2 separate regions of the Homo sapiens genome follow, and region 1 is linked to region 2. The links are chromatin loops, found by intact Hi-C in ENCODE. Cell type or tissue: Caco-2. All regions are shown on one strand. Each heading gives the region's core, and the rest is flanking DNA. Links, peaks and the distances in the headings are about the cores only.

Evidence for each region. Peaks named below come from ENCODE experiments on the same cell type or tissue, not always from the same donor. Only the 100,000 strongest peaks of a DNase experiment are listed, where the experiment ranks them.
Region 1: it touches region 2 in a loop (12-fold over the local background); 1 of 110 quality-filtered maps calls a loop at or near these places.

Annotation. Positions count from the first base shown.
Region 1 is chr3:192,166,499-192,174,489 of GRCh38, reverse strand. FGF12 (fibroblast growth factor 12) reads left to right here. Exons shown (of 6, transcript NM_004113.6): 5 at 3,834-4,032. Among named protein-coding and RNA genes, the nearest start is that of FGF12-AS1, 68 kb to the left of the region's middle. In Caco-2, for the core only: no CTCF peak of the experiment used is centred there; no DNase peak of the experiment used is centred there.
Region 2 is chr3:192,076,388-192,085,054 of GRCh38, reverse strand. No RefSeq gene overlaps it. Among named protein-coding and RNA genes, the nearest start is that of FGF12-AS1, 160 kb to the left of the region's middle. In Caco-2, for the core only: no CTCF peak of the experiment used is centred there; a DNase peak (open chromatin) is centred at 4,514.

The DNA.
Region 1 (7,991 bases), core at 1,403-6,402, 90 kb before region 2:
TTGCCCTGGTCAGGTATTAATAGCTGCCTCATTTTCAGATTCTGACTCTGCATAGCCCTGTTGGAATTATACTGAATGGAAAACTCCACTTGGCTTTTCATTGCTGATTAGGACCTGGATGCTGTGCAAGAAATCCCCCATTTGTCAATTTAGTAGTTCAAAGCCCGGTTCCTACCTAATGCGGTTCCTGGCTCAGGACCCCAGGACTCCAGCTTCTGTGCAATATCTCTGATTTTTGCTGTTCCGGGAGGGAATTTTAAATGAGTATGAAACAGAAACCTAAGAATCGTTATTTATTAAATGAGAGTGTTGTTTTTCTCATGTATAAATGACAATGTAGTAATTATACATCACTGATATGGTTTCTATAATATGAGTAAGGCTTGCCCAAATCAAGCTTGGCATCAAAAGCAGGATTGCGTATGCAGTAGGAAAGCAATGTGTGGCATTGGAAGAAGTACTGAACCAGCAGCGAGGAGCCCGTTGTTCAACACAGGGTCTGGATCTGCCGCTAGCTTCCTATGACACTGGGGACAATTATTTCGCTGTCATGAGCTTTAGTTACCTTGTTAGATAAAGGTGCCAAATTGTACTATCATCACTAAGCAGCTTTATATCTATCTTCAAATTTACATGTTTCTGTGATGTACATTCATAAGGAAGAAGGTTTTATCACCATCTACATATATGACGATATGTACTTACACAAAACAGGAATTATTTTTTTCCTAACTTCTTTATAAAGTCTGAAATCTTATACATTGAATGTATTGCTTGAACTTTCCAGAGTTCCTTAGCATAGCATCTAGGGTTAATACTGTTTGCTAGTATTGGACTAGATCGAGAAAAAAAAATAATAAAAAGCTTTGGGATTATTTTAATTAGTTTGTTTTTAAAAGAAAATGAATTAAAATTCAGACCTAAATCTAAGCATTTTAAAAATACTTTATTAGTCCTAGGAAAAAAACAGAACTTAATATTATCATCTATATTGAATCTGAGTTACTTTTATCCATATACTTGGCAATGACTAAACTCTGTCCTGGCAATATTGAGACAAGGCCTTCGAAGAGCCAGTTTTCCTTCACATGGGTTATCATATAGCCCTGTGCTGCCAGGCAAGGAATGTGCAATAGTTTCATTCCTTCCCTCACTTTCTTTAATCACCTGGTTTATCTGATTTTTTTTCATTGAGATATCAATTGAATGCCACGTAATTTACATTTTAAAAATGTATGCATGCTTTAGTGGTTTTTGGTACATTCAGAAAGTTTTGCAAACATCACCGGTATCTAATCCCAGAACATTTCATCCCTCCAACAAAACAGTCACTCCACCCTTATCCCTCTCACCTCCTTCCCCAACCCTTGATAATCACTACAGTACTTACTATCTCCGGATTTGCTTATTCTGGACATTTCATATAAATGGAATCATACATGTGGCCTTTTATATCTGGCTCCTTGCACTTAACATAATGTGTATGAGGTTCATCCTTGTTGCCACATAAATCAGTATTTCATTCTTTTTTATAATTGAATGGTATTACAGTTGCATTCTGTAGAACTATCACACTGTATTTATCCATTCATCACTTGATAGATGTTTGGGTTGTTTCCACATTATGAATGATGTCACTATGAACATTTGTGCACAAGTTTTTGTGTGGACATATGTTTTCATTAATCTTAGAACTATACCTAAAAGTGGAATTTTTGGATTGTGTGGCAACTGTATGTTTAACCTTTTGAGGCACTGCCAACCTATTTTCCACAGCTTCTGCATAATTTTACATTTCCACCAGCAATGTATGTGAGTTGCAGTTTTTCCACATCCTCATAAACACTTTGTCATGTCCATTTTTAAACTATAGCCTTTATAGTGGATGTGAAGTAGTATCTCATGGTCATTTGTTTCTTTGATTCTTAAGCTAGTAGTTCATTTACTTAAAACTCAAAGTACTCTAAGAAATCATATTTCAGTATTAATATAAACATAATATTAATTTATTGCTATTCATATTATCTTACTATCTACAACCACCTTTCTACTCCAATTTTCTTTGGGGGGTGTTTTCTTGGACTTTTTTTTGAAGGGGGGGTTGAGATCCATTTCACTGTGTCACCCAAGCTGGAGTGTGGGGTGTAATCTCTGCTCACTGCAACATCCACCTCCCTGGTTCAAGTCATCCTCCCACCTCAGCCTCCCGAGTAGCTGGAAATACAGGCATCTGCCACCACACCCAGCTAATTTTTGCATTTTTAGTAGAGACGGGGTTTCACCATGTTGGCCAGGCTGGTCTTGAACTCCTGACCTCAAATGATCTGCTTACCTCAACCTCCCGAAGTGCTGGCATTACAGAGGTAAGCTACCACACCCCAGCCTACTCCAGTTTTCTTAGTCTCATTTTTCTTCGTCTATAATGTTGGAACTATTCAAAAACAAGCTGGGTGCAGTGGTACACACCTGTAGTTCCAGCTACTTGGGAGGCTGATGTGGGAGGATCTTCTGGGCCCGGGAGTTTGAGGCCAGCCTATGCAACATAGCAAGACCCCACCTCTTACAAAAAGAAAAAGAAAAAAAAGGAGAGAGGGAGAGAAAGAGAGAGAGAGAGCACTCTCTACAAATAAGGAGATTGGCATGGGAGTATCACCTACAAGGACATGGCTTCAACCAACCTATATTCATTAATATTCCTATATTCATTAATAACTTAATTCCAGGTTTGCTTGCATTAAATCATGGGAGTCTCACACTGAAATTCTTCCAGTTCATGGAGAGGAAGATGGTGACTGTGGTGAATATGTCTGACATGTAGGACTCCTGTTTAATTGCAGCTGAAGAAGATGCAATAGCATTTGTTTTTCTTCTGCTGATCTCAGAAGGGGAGAAATTTCTTCCTTCCACACAATACATTTTGTTCATGTGACATGTTAGGATATGATTTTATTGTATTGATTTTTAAATCTCATTATAAGTCACTAAACAAGACTCAGGCAGAAAAGGTGAGCCTGAGAGACTGTGATTGTGAAGCAATGAATGTGAGCTCTGGCATTGACTCAGTAGTTTCTTAAATGTGTATTTGAATTAATCACGTGACCTTTTGGTTTTCTCACTTACCAAATGCTGGAGTTGAAGTACAGGATCTTACAGTTTCTTCTGAGACTAGAACTCTCATTCTGTGTTTCACTGAGGTCAATAGTAATAGGAATTAATACTATTAGTAATTTTCTTCAATATAATAGTAATTTTTTTCTATTATTCCTGGGCTTTTTACCTGAGATTTTGATTACTAAGGAAAAAAATGTTTTAAGGAAATTAGAGAGGAAGTTACTGACTTTAGGAAAAGTGGTGATTTTCCTGACCAAGCTGTGGCTGTGTAATACATTTGTATATACAGAATAGTCTCTTCAAAAGCACCTTGTGTGCCTGTGTTTGCTGTGGTTATATTTGATTTTGATTTCCAGGATAAATTTTAGTTCCTTATTTACATGTTAAGGGTGAGTAAATGAGGAATGGCCAATCACTTTAGTTTACAAAACATATTGCTAGGATCGGAGCGCAGACTTGGCCACAGTCCTGAATGATTTTAACGTAGCTTCAAGCCTGAGCAAGTTATTATCTCTGGGCTGAAGGTTGGCTAGAAAGGCAATCATGTTTTTTGATTTTGTATGATGAATCTTTGTAACCAAAGGCTAATAGAAACTATGTGTCATTGCCTTTCATTTGTTCTTAACAGAGGACATGGATTTCAAGCTTATTGGATTTAAGCATTTGCTGATTCACCTTTAAATCATTTCTCTTTTTTGTGTCTTTTTTTTTTTTTCCTACAGGATGTTTTCACTCCAGAATGCAAATTCAAGGAATCTGTGTTTGAAAACTACTATGTGATCTATTCTTCCACACTGTACCGCCAGCAAGAATCAGGCCGAGCTTGGTTTCTGGGACTCAATAAAGAAGGTCAAATTATGAAGGGGAACAGAGTGAAGAAAACCAAGCCCTCATCACATTTTGTACCGAAACCTATTGAAGGTATGAAACCAACTGACTGTCTTTGTTGGACCCTTATCTGTGTGTTGACATCAATTCTGCTTCTTGCCCTTTTGGTCCAGAGAGTTTGCCTGGAATGCAACAGATCAGAAGAAAGATTCAAAAGAAATATTCAGAGAACACAATAGTATCTCTTCCTTTTTTTTTTTTTTTTTCTTTTGAGGCAGAGTCTTGCTCTGTCGCCCACACTAGAATGCAATGGCTCAGTCTCGGCTCACTGCAACCTCCTCCCGGATTCGAGCAATTCTCCTGCCTCAGCCTCCGTAGTAGCTGGGAATCTTTTCCTATTAAAAAAAAAAAAAAGGAAAATTCTATTACAAATACTTGGCACTTAAAAAAAATGCCTGAATATAGAAGCCGGAAAAATTTTGAAAGTAGAAAAGAAGTGGTAGTTACTATCTAGTATGCAGTTTCCTCCTTTTCTAAACCTAATAATTTCCTTTCTCAAGATACACCCTTGAAAAACAAATGATACTTTTATATTTACCGTATTGCACTGTATCCTTCTCAGGTGAGCCTATAACCTTTTCTCTCGTAATCATTTAATTCTCTGTTCATTTATTTCAAACTGACCATTAGAATAAACTTTTTTGTTTTTTTTTTTCTGAGGAAACCGATTTTTGGCAGCTAGGCTATGTTCCCTCAGAAATTCCTTAGCTAGGATGAGAGCATATCATTTGGGTAACCACATTTCCTGAATTCAGCCAAGCTTTCTACTACAGGCTGAGTAAGCTTGTTTCTCCTCTGAAAGTCACATTATAATCACTTTAAACATTGGCTCAGCATCCTCGTCTGAGGAAATGAGAAAATTGAGGCAGTGCATTGCAACTCTGTGGCTTAGTCAAGCTTGCTGTCCCCTGAATATCTCATATGGCATGGTCAGTCAATCAGTGTACACAATGCCTGGTGCATAGTACATAGCACGGTGACTGCAAACATTTAAGTCAATACTATCTTCCAATGTTCCAAGCACTGGATGAAATGTGATATTCAAAGCCCCTAGCCCCTCTCAGGACCCTCTTCACATGCTGTGTATTCAGCACATGAAATGAACTTTTCTTTCCTGCAGTATATTTTCACTTTATTTATTTATTTATTTGAGATGGAGTCTTGCTCTGTCACCCAGGCTGGAGTGCGGTGGTGCAATCTCGGCTCACTGCAGCCTCTGCCCCCTGGGTTCCAGCGATTCTCCTTCTTCAGCCTCCTGGGTAGCTGGGATTACAGGCACACACCACCACACCCGGCTAATTTTTGTATTTTTAGTAGAGACAGGATTTCGCCATGTTGGCCAGGCTGGTCTCAAACTCCTGACCTCAGGTTATCTGCCCACCTCGGCCTCCCAAAGTGCTGGGATTACAAGCGTGAGCCACCATGCCTGGCCTATTTTCATTCTTATTGGGCTCATTTTGTTCATCACCCCTGCTCCTTTAGTTTTTATCCATTTATCTCATCTGCCTGGAAAATGTCTATTAGTCTTTGGAAAAAAATAATTCAAGAGTCAATACTTCCATGATGGCCTTCTTGACTTTCTTCAAGTAGAACTAAACATTCGGTCAGCTTGTCATTGCATACATTTCTCTCCCATAGAAATTATGACATTAAATTTGCCCAATGCCACTCTGTCTCCTCTTATTCATGGTTAGCTCACTCTTTGAATGAACAGAACATGTTTTATTTTTCTTCATATCTCCCTTTGTCTTCTATAATAGTTGGCATATCATAGAGAGATATTTGATAATCAGTTGTCTGAAAAGTGAACATGTGAATGAATTAATGAATAGAAAACTATAAAGACAAAGAAGAATATATGCGCCAGAGAACTTTATGATATTCTTAGAGGTGTGACATATGTTTACTCAGAGCAAAAGTAAAATGTTAAGTGATGCAATATATAGGATTTATATTGGGACTCAGAGAAAAAGGCTATTATTTTCCCAAAAAGTAAGATATCATTGAGAAGCTAATATTTAAACTTACCTTCAGGGCTAGGCCAGGTTCCTGCAATTTGAGATGAGAGGTAGGGATTAGGCAGACAAAAACATTCCAGGTGCAGTGTGAATAAAGGCAGGAAAGTGCCTGCTTCTTAGGGTTAAGCAAAGGGTACCTGAGAAGTAAGTAATATTTTCACAGGGAAATATATGGATTCTCAAAAATGAAATGTTTGATGAATTATGCTCTTAATTATTGCATCATTTTTATTTGTTCATTTACATTGATTTTCTTCTTGTTATAAAAGTAGTACAAGGTCATTAACAATTTTGGAAAATTTAGGAAAGTATGAAGAAAAGAAATCCACGTGTTGTGTTTATTCCCTTTACGGATAATGCCCTTTATATTCAACTTCACCCTCATGACCCCACTTAAAAATACACCTAGGCCAGGCTTGGTGGCTCACGCCTGTAATCCCAGGACTTTGGGAGACCGAGGTGGGCGGATCACGAGGTCAGGAGTTTGAGATCAGCCTGACCAACATGGTGAAACCCCGTCTCTACTAAAAATACAAAAATTAACCGGGCGTGGTGGCACGTGCCGGTAATCCCAGCTACTCAGGAGACTGAGGCAGGAGAATCAAGGAGGTGGAGATTGCAGTGAGCTGAGATCACGCCACTGCACTCCAGCCTGGGTGATAAAGCAAGATTCTTTCTCAAAAAAAAAAAAAAAAAAAAATTTTATATATATATATATATATATATATATATATATATATACCTATAACCTACCCTCCTAATTTTAGCTGCTATCTGTACTTTGGTTAATCAAGTTTCCTCTTGGGTCTGGATGAGCATGTACGTGTACAACTGGACATTCCTATATGGATTAGAATTAAGGTTGTCTTCACACAACACAAACTCATATTAACAGCAGCTTAATCATATAAAGTTTTTTATTCTCTCACAAAACAAATCTAGAGACCAGCTATCCTAGCTGGTACTGTGCTTTTCCAATTGGTAGGGCCTTGGCTGCATCCAGCTTTTACTACCTCTCTCCCAGTGTTTTGCTACGGCTTATTTACAACTGTGCACTGCACCCGGAACACAACCACACATGCTGGCCCTGGATCTGCCCTTCTGCCCATGATCCAACCAGCATCTTATTCCAGCCAGAGGGCAGAGGAGAGGTGAAGAAGACAGAAGGAAAAGCCAGGGCCAGTTTTCTTTCCAAGTTGTCCATGGTAACTGCCATATGCTACTTATCGCACTGGCCACAACCTAGTCAGGTAGTCACACTTAGGTGTAAAGAAGCTAAGAATGTAGTCTTTTTTTTTTTTTTTTTTTTGATAGCCATATACCAAATAAATGTTCTGTGACTAGGGGTTATGGCACAATGGGTATTGAGACACTAAAAACTCTGCTTCAGGCTTCCATCCTCTTAATTTTAGAATATCTCTGATTTCCTAATTTTCTGATTGACATCTTTTGGTAGATTATCGTGTTTTTACTTTATGTTATTGACTGATCCTTTAGAATGATTTTCTTTTTGTTCTGGGAAAAAAAATGCATTCTAAATCAGATTCACTAATACTTTGATTCACTTCCAAGGATTTTTGTCTCTCTAGGTGTGAAGCATATAGAATATGATGATAATTACTTCCAAAAATGAAAAAAAAAACTTAATTGGTTTTAGGCCAAACACCTTCTCATTCCCTATAAATGTCTTTATCTTTTGTCTTAGGGAACTAACTTTATTGAACAATCTTAGCTAACAGTTTTATAAATGCTTACTCTGTGCAGGTGCTATTCTAAGCACGTCTCAATTACTGTCTCTTACTTTCCATTCCATTTGTACGAAGTAGGTTCCAGTATTATCCGCATTTACAAATGTGAAAAATGAAACACAGAGATATTGAGTAATTTGTCCTAAATCATGCAGCTAGCAATTGGCAAAGCCAGAAATGAAACCAAAGCATTCTGACTTGAACAATCAAGTTCTTAAACCCCATT
Region 2 (8,667 bases), core at 1,493-6,492:
AAATGATCCAGTGGTAACAATCAGTCAGAAACATCAGTATAATCTCATTTTTAGTGTAATGTAGACATATGTGTTTAAATACAGAAATATTTGTAGATATGTGCGTGGAGTTAGAATATACACCGTAACCAGTATTAGCTGAAAGTAGCAGTGAGTATCCCAGTAGCAATGAGCACACTAGTGCCCTGAATCTGGTTTCTAAACCCATTATCCAATAACAGGAGCCAAGGCTCCTTCAATAAATGATTGATTCTAGGATTGGGCAGGAAATATACAAGATGGACCTGGAGCATCTTGTGGTGTCAGAAAGGAGGACAGTATTCAAAAGCAAAACAAAAAACAATACGATGATAGTGGTATGCCAAAGAGACACAGGAACCAACTGAAATTGCTTCCAATGACCAAAGTTAGAAAACTTTGAGCAACAAAATAAAGCAATATTAGTTTATAACCCAAAGTGTAAAATTAATATCAATGATTCTATACTGATATGAATAAATGATTGAGTAAAAATAAATGAACGTGGGAGAATAGACAAATCTTCCATTCAGAACCTCAAATAATTTATGTAGAAAGCCATACTTAGAGGGCTGGAGCCAAACTCCCCACACCTCAAGGGTAGCCTACACATAGTGACTTCCTTCTAAAGAGCTCAATATGGAAAGGGGAGGGGAGGAAAGAGTAACATTGGAACTAGACGAATTGATGAAATAGGAACCTGACAAATGCTGCCGCATCCAGGTAATCAAGTTTACCATCCACAGTGATAAATCATGTGCATAGTATGTACTCTGGATGTGAAACAATACAAGTGGTGCTTTACCTAACGGATCATCCTCTCAAAAGCCCATAACCTCAGTCTATTCATGAGAAACTTCCCCAGTTGAGGAATATTCTACAAAACTCTTGATAACGGCACAACTTAAAACTGTCAAGGTAATCAAAAACAAGGAAAGACTGAGAAACTTTCGCAGCCAAACAAAGCCTCAGGAGACTTGACAACTAATTGTAATACTGTATCACAGATGGGATCCTGAAACAGAAAAGGAACTTTAAAGTAAAAACCAAGGAAATCTAAATAAAATATCAATTATAGTTAATAATAAGGTATGTATATCAGTTTAATAATTCTAGTTAATATACAACACTACTGTAAAAAGTTAATAATAGGAGAAATTGGGAATGCATATGTGAGAACTCTCTGTATTATTTTGGAAATTTTTCTGTAAGTCTAAAACTGTTCTAAAACAAAAGATTCATTTAAAAATAAGCTTATCAACTTTTGCAAAATGTCATTCATCCAAGAATCTAATTTAAAATTGAGAAGTCATTCTCCTCTTTTTTATATTCCTCAGTGACACATGTATCACCAAGTTCTAATTTCACTCCAATTTCTTTCTAATTTATTTTTTTGTCTCAATGTATCATGTTTGCTCCAGTTCTCATCATTTCATCATGTCCTCTGAGACTAGGGGTCCCAGCCCCCTTGACATATGTCAGTACCTGTTAGCAACCAGGCCACACACCCAGAGGTGAGTAGCTGGTGAGCCAGCAGAAGCTTCAGTTGTTTTTACAGCCACTCCCCCGCTTGCATTACCAGCTGAGCTCCACCTCCTGTCAGATCAGCGTTGGCATTAGATTCTCATAAGAGCTCAAACCCTATTGTGAACTGAGCATGTGAGGGATCTAGGTTGTGCACTCCTTATGAGAACCCAGTGCCTGATGATGTGCAGGCTGCAGCTCTAAGAGGCTGCAGTTCAAAAAGTGGCATGTGCTCCTCTTTTGGCTAGCACCATAACTAGACAAACTGATGAAACAGCAGAGCATATTGAGGCACAATTGTTAGAGAGGATGAATGAGTCACAGTGGTACACAATCCAGGTTGACAAGTCTACCGATGTTGACAACAAGGCAACAATGCTTGCTTTTGTGCAATGTATTTTTCAGGAAGATGTTCATAAAGATGTGTAATATGCACTTGCATTGCCATCCAACACCATAGCTGCAGAACTATTCAAGTCTTTGAATGATTACATATCAGGAAAACTAAATTGGTCATTTTGTGTCAGTATATGCATGAATGGAGTGGCTGCCACGACTGGGTGGCTTTCTGTTTTCACTACTGGGGTCAAAGAAGTCACTTCTGAATGTGAGTCTACATGCTGTGTCATCTATAGAGAAATGCTGGCTAGCTGAAAAATGTCACTTGAACTTACCAATGATTTGCAAGGTGTGATTAAAATTATCAACTGCATTAAAGTGCATGCCCTTAACACATGTCTGTTCCTGCAGCTCTCGGAGGAGGTGGACACAGAGCACATATGTCTTCTCTTATACACATAAATGAGAAGACTTTCTAAAGGCAGATGATTGGCCAGAGTTTCTGAGTTATGAGAGCTACTTCAGAGGTTTCTTTGAGAAAAAGTCACCATTGGCAGCACATTTTAGTGACACAGAATGGATCACAAAACTTGCTTATTTGTGTGATATTTTCAACCTGCTCAACGAACTCAATCTGTCACTTCAGGGGAGAACGACAACTGTGTTCAAGCCAGCAAATAAAGTGGCTGCATTCAATGGCAAATTGAAATTATGAAGGTGATGGGCGAACATTTGAATTTTTGACACGTTCAAACATTAGCAGATAGTTTGAAAGAGACAGGGCTTTCTTTCTCCCAGCTGGTGCATAATCACCTATCTCAGCTTTCAAAAGAGTTTGAGCATTACTTCCAACCACAAAAGACCCCCGAACTGGGAAGGAATGGGACCATTACCCATTTATGAGTAAGCCAGGTGAATCAACTTCGTCTGTTCTGCCAGAGGATCAACTGCTCGCGATCACAAATAATGGTGGCCTTAAAAGTATGTTTGAGACAAAGTTAAATCTCCATATGTTCTGGATTAAAGTCAAGGGGTAATATCCAGAGATTGTCACAAAAGCACTGAAAAGCCTACCTCCATTTCCAACATCCTTTCTTTGTGAATCAGGGATTTTTGCAGTGACAGCAACCAAACCGAGATTACAGAATAGACTGGACATAAGCAAAACACTTAGGGTGTGGCTGTCTCCCATGACCCCCAGATGGGACCATCTAGTTGCAGGAAAACAAGCTCAGCGCTCCCACTGATTTTCTACATTATGGTGAGTTGTAGAATTATTTAATTATATATTACAGTGTAATAATCATAGAACTAAAGTGCACAATAAATGTAATGCACTTGAATCATGCCAAAACCAGCCCCGCCAACACTGTCTGTGGAAAAATTGTCTTCCATGAAACCAGTCCCGGGTGCCAAAAAGGTTGGGGACTGCTGTCTCACACTATCTGAAGTTTCCTACCTAGCTGCATCCCTACCTGTTGCATATTAATAATTGTATTAATTAATGTGTTAATTGCTTAGAAAAGAGTGGAACTTGAAAGACATTACAAACTTTTTTTTTAAGGCCATTGATTTAATAGGTTTGATGGTCCTGGGGTTATTTGGGGGGGAAAATAAAGTGATGATTAAGAAGACAATATTAATTAAGCTGTTTGCTTCCTGCTTTGGTTCTATTGCTACACTTAAGCCGCTTATCTTCCTTATGTATTCCTAGATATATTATTTCCCAAAGTTCTTTGCCAAGATACAAATTATGTGATTGTCTTCCAGTGTCTCATGAGAACTTGTTTTGAAGTTAGGGCATTTAGGTGATTGGCTTTACCTATTCATAGTTTGGGATTCAATGTGCTCCCAAATATGTAATGTAGAACATTCATATTACATATTTGATAATCTATTGACCTTCCAAGAATTATTATGTAAGTTACTAATTATCATTGTTTCCTGGAGCTAGAATGAATTCTTGATGAAGTAGCAAGTAACAGAATGATTAATTTCAATATGTATCTTTTAATGAATGCTCAAAGGTAATGTAGACTGTTTATGATTACTTTTTGTGGACTTTCACGTAAGAGAAATAAATATCCATTGATTGCACATTAACAAAGCCAGCCTTTTTGAATTACATGTGATTATATTTAAATTTGGTCTAAAATCCTTTTTCAGTTTTGTGTTAGACCTTCATAGTTACAGTACGTCCCTGTGACAAAATATGATTCACCCATAAATATATATGTTAATTAATATTTTGGGGGAACACACTTAATGCATAAAATGAAGTCAAGCTACATTAGCTATATTAGTTGCTCAAATCCGTAAAACCACATCTGTCCTCCAGGTAAAATGTTCATTGATTTTTTGATGTTTAAAAGATTTTGTTTTAGGATCTGAAGCTTTGTGTTTTCAGTTGTTCAGAAGGTTTGACAAGGAAGCCTGAGGGAATAGTGAGAAAATATTTGATTTTGAGGCTCAGATTTTTCATCTGAAAGGGAGTTAAAATGGTATCTACCAGGAACTGCTCTAGCAGACATCAAACTACAAGGTTGAAAAAGCAGCCTTTGATTTGTCTTATCTTCCTGGAAGGCATGCTTATCAGAAAAGATTAGGAGTGCTGAGTTAATGCTACCAGCAGGACTGCCACCCCTGAAGCTTTCATTAACCATCTAGGACAACCTATTCTTTTAGCATTGTGAAACAATTGGTAATGTGCTTTATGTTTCTCAATCTAACAGCATTCGTGAACATTCCCTTTGGAGACAAAAGTAAAATCTGGAGCCATAAAAAGCAAACAAGTTCTGATGAAAAACAAATGAAGAACTAAGATGTCTGTAAATAAGATAATGAAGATAATGAAAGGGAGAGGCTGGAGTAAGAGAACCGTGCACCTAAGAGGAGGGAATAGATGATTTTGGCAAGCAAAGAGGAAAAGTAAGGAATGAAAAACAAGTGCAAACAAAAGGAAGGGTAGAGGTAAATTAAGAAAGTGTTTAGAAAACAAATAGTGTGAGACTGAAAATAAAAAAGGACAAACAATATGAGTGGCCATAAAAGGTGGAAAGGAAAGGGCTAATTATTTAAAAGCTGTTAGCGCTCTCAAAAGGCAGTGAAACTAAAGGTGGTAGTAATCCTCAGAGCCCCAAAACCAAGAAAAGCTAGCTGTGATTCCCCTTACTTGCTTCCAGCTTCTAGCATTTAGACCTGGAAGCCTTTCTGCTACCCAAAGTGCCACGTGTTGGGTTGAAGCAGGCTGCCTCAGGACAACCAGTCACTCGGAGCACTTGCCTCCATATCCAGGCTAACCAGTGTGTTGGTATAAGTGGTTTTCAAGTAGCTGCCATGGGGGGAAAATTCACAGGAGGAAAGGGGAAGGGGAAGAGGTCAAATCACCACTGAGCAATAGTCAATCAAAGATGAAAACTGGAGAGTGATAATGTTGCTGGGTAGTCATAGCATTCTTTTTCTTTCTTTCTTTGTTTTTGTTTCATAAGAAGTTCAGATGGTATGCACATTATGTAATTTTGCAGCAATCAAACAAACCTTTTCTTCCCCTTCTCCTTACCTTCTCCAGTGTGGCACCGTTATTTTCTAAATGCAAGGGTCCGATGAACAGGCCAGAAGAAGTTCACTAACCTCCCTCTACGCTTTCAGTCTGCTTCCACCTGTTAAACATAGGAAAATAGTCAACAGAAGCATTCTGCACCAGGGGAACATGGGCCAGAGGTCAGAGCAGCCTTTTCTTTTCTCTCACTTGAACGCTTTTGAAGAAAAAGTACTGCTATTGAGTCATGATTCAGCAGGGGCTGTCATTAATGGCAGACCAAACAGCCAGGTGCCACAGTTTGCCACTGGCTTCCAGCCTCCTCATCCAGCTGCCAGGAAGTGGAAAGGGTAGTAGAGAGGGATGGCTCACTGGAGTAGAGCCAAGAGGAGTAAGAGGCTGACAGGCACCTTTCTGCTGTGAAGAGCCAGGCTACAGCTGGGCCCATCAAACAGCTCCATGGAGTACCTACATTGTAATAAGAAAAAGCAGGAAAGAATTGACCAGGCAAGGTTTTTTTGGAACCTGAAACACATTTTTCAAGGTGGCACAAACAGTGGAGCCTCTGAAAGAATAACATGGCACGTCAAGCATTCTGATCACTTAACTTTATTATTGGCTTTTGAAAAGGAAACCAACTACTAAGCATGCAAGCTGAAAATTAAAATAATAGAGATGATGAAATAACATTTGTTAATCATGCTGAGCACACTACAAAGTGAGGCAAACAATGCATTCTCAAGCTCTACAATTTAGCCATTAAAAAAATAGTAAGGAGGTTTTTTCTGTTCTTTAACTTTAAATGTTAAAAACACAGTCTTATGTCTCACCACAGCCCTTTGAGGCTGACAGGGTAGAGATTATTGGCCCTTTTATGCAGAAAAAGGACCTAGGATCAAGAATGATTGTAAAACTGTAATTGTTCTCCGACCATGAGTTCATTATTTGCTCTTTCTCCCTTGCCATCAGAGCCTGTGGTTCATCTTCTACATAAAATTGGATATGGAAGGGAAGAATCATTTTTCAGCTGCAGCATTTTCTAAAGTGCTATCACTAGACCTGAACTAAAGCTGAGTTTTTGATGGGGACAGGTCACTATTTTTTCTGTCTTTCATGCTGATGTAATGTGTCAATTTAGCCCAAGTCCTTCTATTTTCCAGTGTAATCACTGAATTTCTATATGATCTTGGGCTTTAGGTTCCATTTCCAGGAAATAAGAGATTTAGGAAATTTTTCTTCCTTATGTCTTGCCTCCCCATCCCCCCATAGTCCTGACCCTCTAGGTTCTGCCGAAGCACTTTAGCAGTCTCATGGGTGAGAGCAGGAGCTGGGGAAGGAGCACGAGCAGTGCTGGTTTTGGACCACATATCACTACAGCTACTGCAGCCCTATTTTTATCTGGTTGATAGGAAGTGCCTTTCAGTAAAATTTAGCTTAAAGAAAGGGCACTCTCCTTTGAAACATAAAAGGTTTTGAAACCACTAACCCGATGATTTCCAAATTCCTGCCAGCTTTGATATCACATGATTGCACGTCTCCAATCAACATTTTTAGGTTTAGGTTGGAGTGTGCTAACTCTTTCAAAATACAAGGATCTTGCTGGATACTCTGATAAAAGGCCATAAATTTGAGATCAAAGCATTCTAACTTTTATAACAAGGAGAGGTCACAGCATGTGGCAGCTGAAGGGCATTCGATTTGATTCCCTATTTTTCTTTCATTGGCCAAGTCAGTGGCTGATGAAGTAGAGAATGAGGAATTGCTTTCCTCATTCTTTGCATCTGCTGCAGTGAACCTGTGCTCTCTTCCCTCTAAGACTTAGTTTCTCATCTATAAAGTGGGTTAATAATACCTATGTAAAATATCATTGCAAATAGCAAATGGAATAAAACATTTAATGTGCTTAGCATAATCCCTTGGCAAATTTTGATGCTCAAAGATTGTTAGCTCTCTCCTCATTCATTCCTCTGACCTAATCCATCCTAAGGTCTTTAACAACATGTTAATTAGCCTAGTCCATCTTTTTTTTCCATTTTTGAGATAATACACCATTTTTATCAGCAAGGAATATTCACTCTTAAAGATGTAGTCAGGTATTAAAAACTCATTCAGTTATAGAGAACAGGCAAGTAATGTGAATTGAAAAAAAAAAAAAAAGTCCCTAATGCAAAGTGACAGGGATTGGTTTAGACTGTGGCTAACTGCTTCTTTTACCTGGCTGAGCTTTGCCATTGGACCTAGTCAGTTAAGAGAGGCTGGATATCTGCATTCTCCTCAGAAATTAGCCACTTAAAAATGTTGGTTCATTTTCTTCAAACCAAAACACCTTCATGTAGTGACTTTGGCAAGCCTAAGGAGTGTTTATGGTACTAATTTGGAGTGTGGGGAGTTGGATGAGAAGATTCTGAATTTATTTTATATGTTTCAAATTCACACTTCTATACAATTGTCCTTGAGGTCCTTGGGTGACTGGGTCAATAGAAGAGCCAAGAACTGACCCTGAACTTTTCTTTGTATCCACTTTTGTTCTCCATTTTCTAAATGACAGCTAATTTAAATTGAGATTATTTCAAGGTCTGAATTCAGGGGTCAAGTAGATAGAAATAGAAAAGAAGACATGGTATGGACTTTTAATGGGTAGTTTTCAATAACTTATGCAGTCCAAAAGTGAACGAGTTGTCCAAACACATCCACTTCCAGGGAGTCCTACAGGAGCTGCTAGTTGTACATATTAAAGTTTCAGGTCTAGAGAGTTCAGAACTGAAACAGGTTAGGATTGTCAGGCCTCTGAGCCCAAGTTAAGCCATCATATCATCCCCTGTGACCCGCATGTACACATCCAGATGGCCGGTTCCTGCCTTAACTGATGACATTCCACCACAAAAGAAGTGAAAATGGCCTGTTCCTGCCTTAACTGATGACATTGCCTTGTGAAATTCCTTCTCCTGGCTCATCCTGGCTCAAAAGCTCCCCCACTGAGTACCTTGTGACCCCCACTCCTGCCCGCCAGAGAACAACCCCCTTTGACTGTAATTTTCCTTTACCTACCCAAATCTTATAAAACGGCCCCACCCCTATCTCCCTTGGCTGACTCTCTTTTTGGACTCAGCCCGCCTGCACCTAGGTGAAATAAACAGCTTTATTGCTCACGCAAAGCCTGTTTGGTGGTCTCTTCACATGGACGCGCATGAAATTTGGTGCCATGACTCAGATCGGGGGACCTCCCTTGGGACATCAATCCCCTGTCT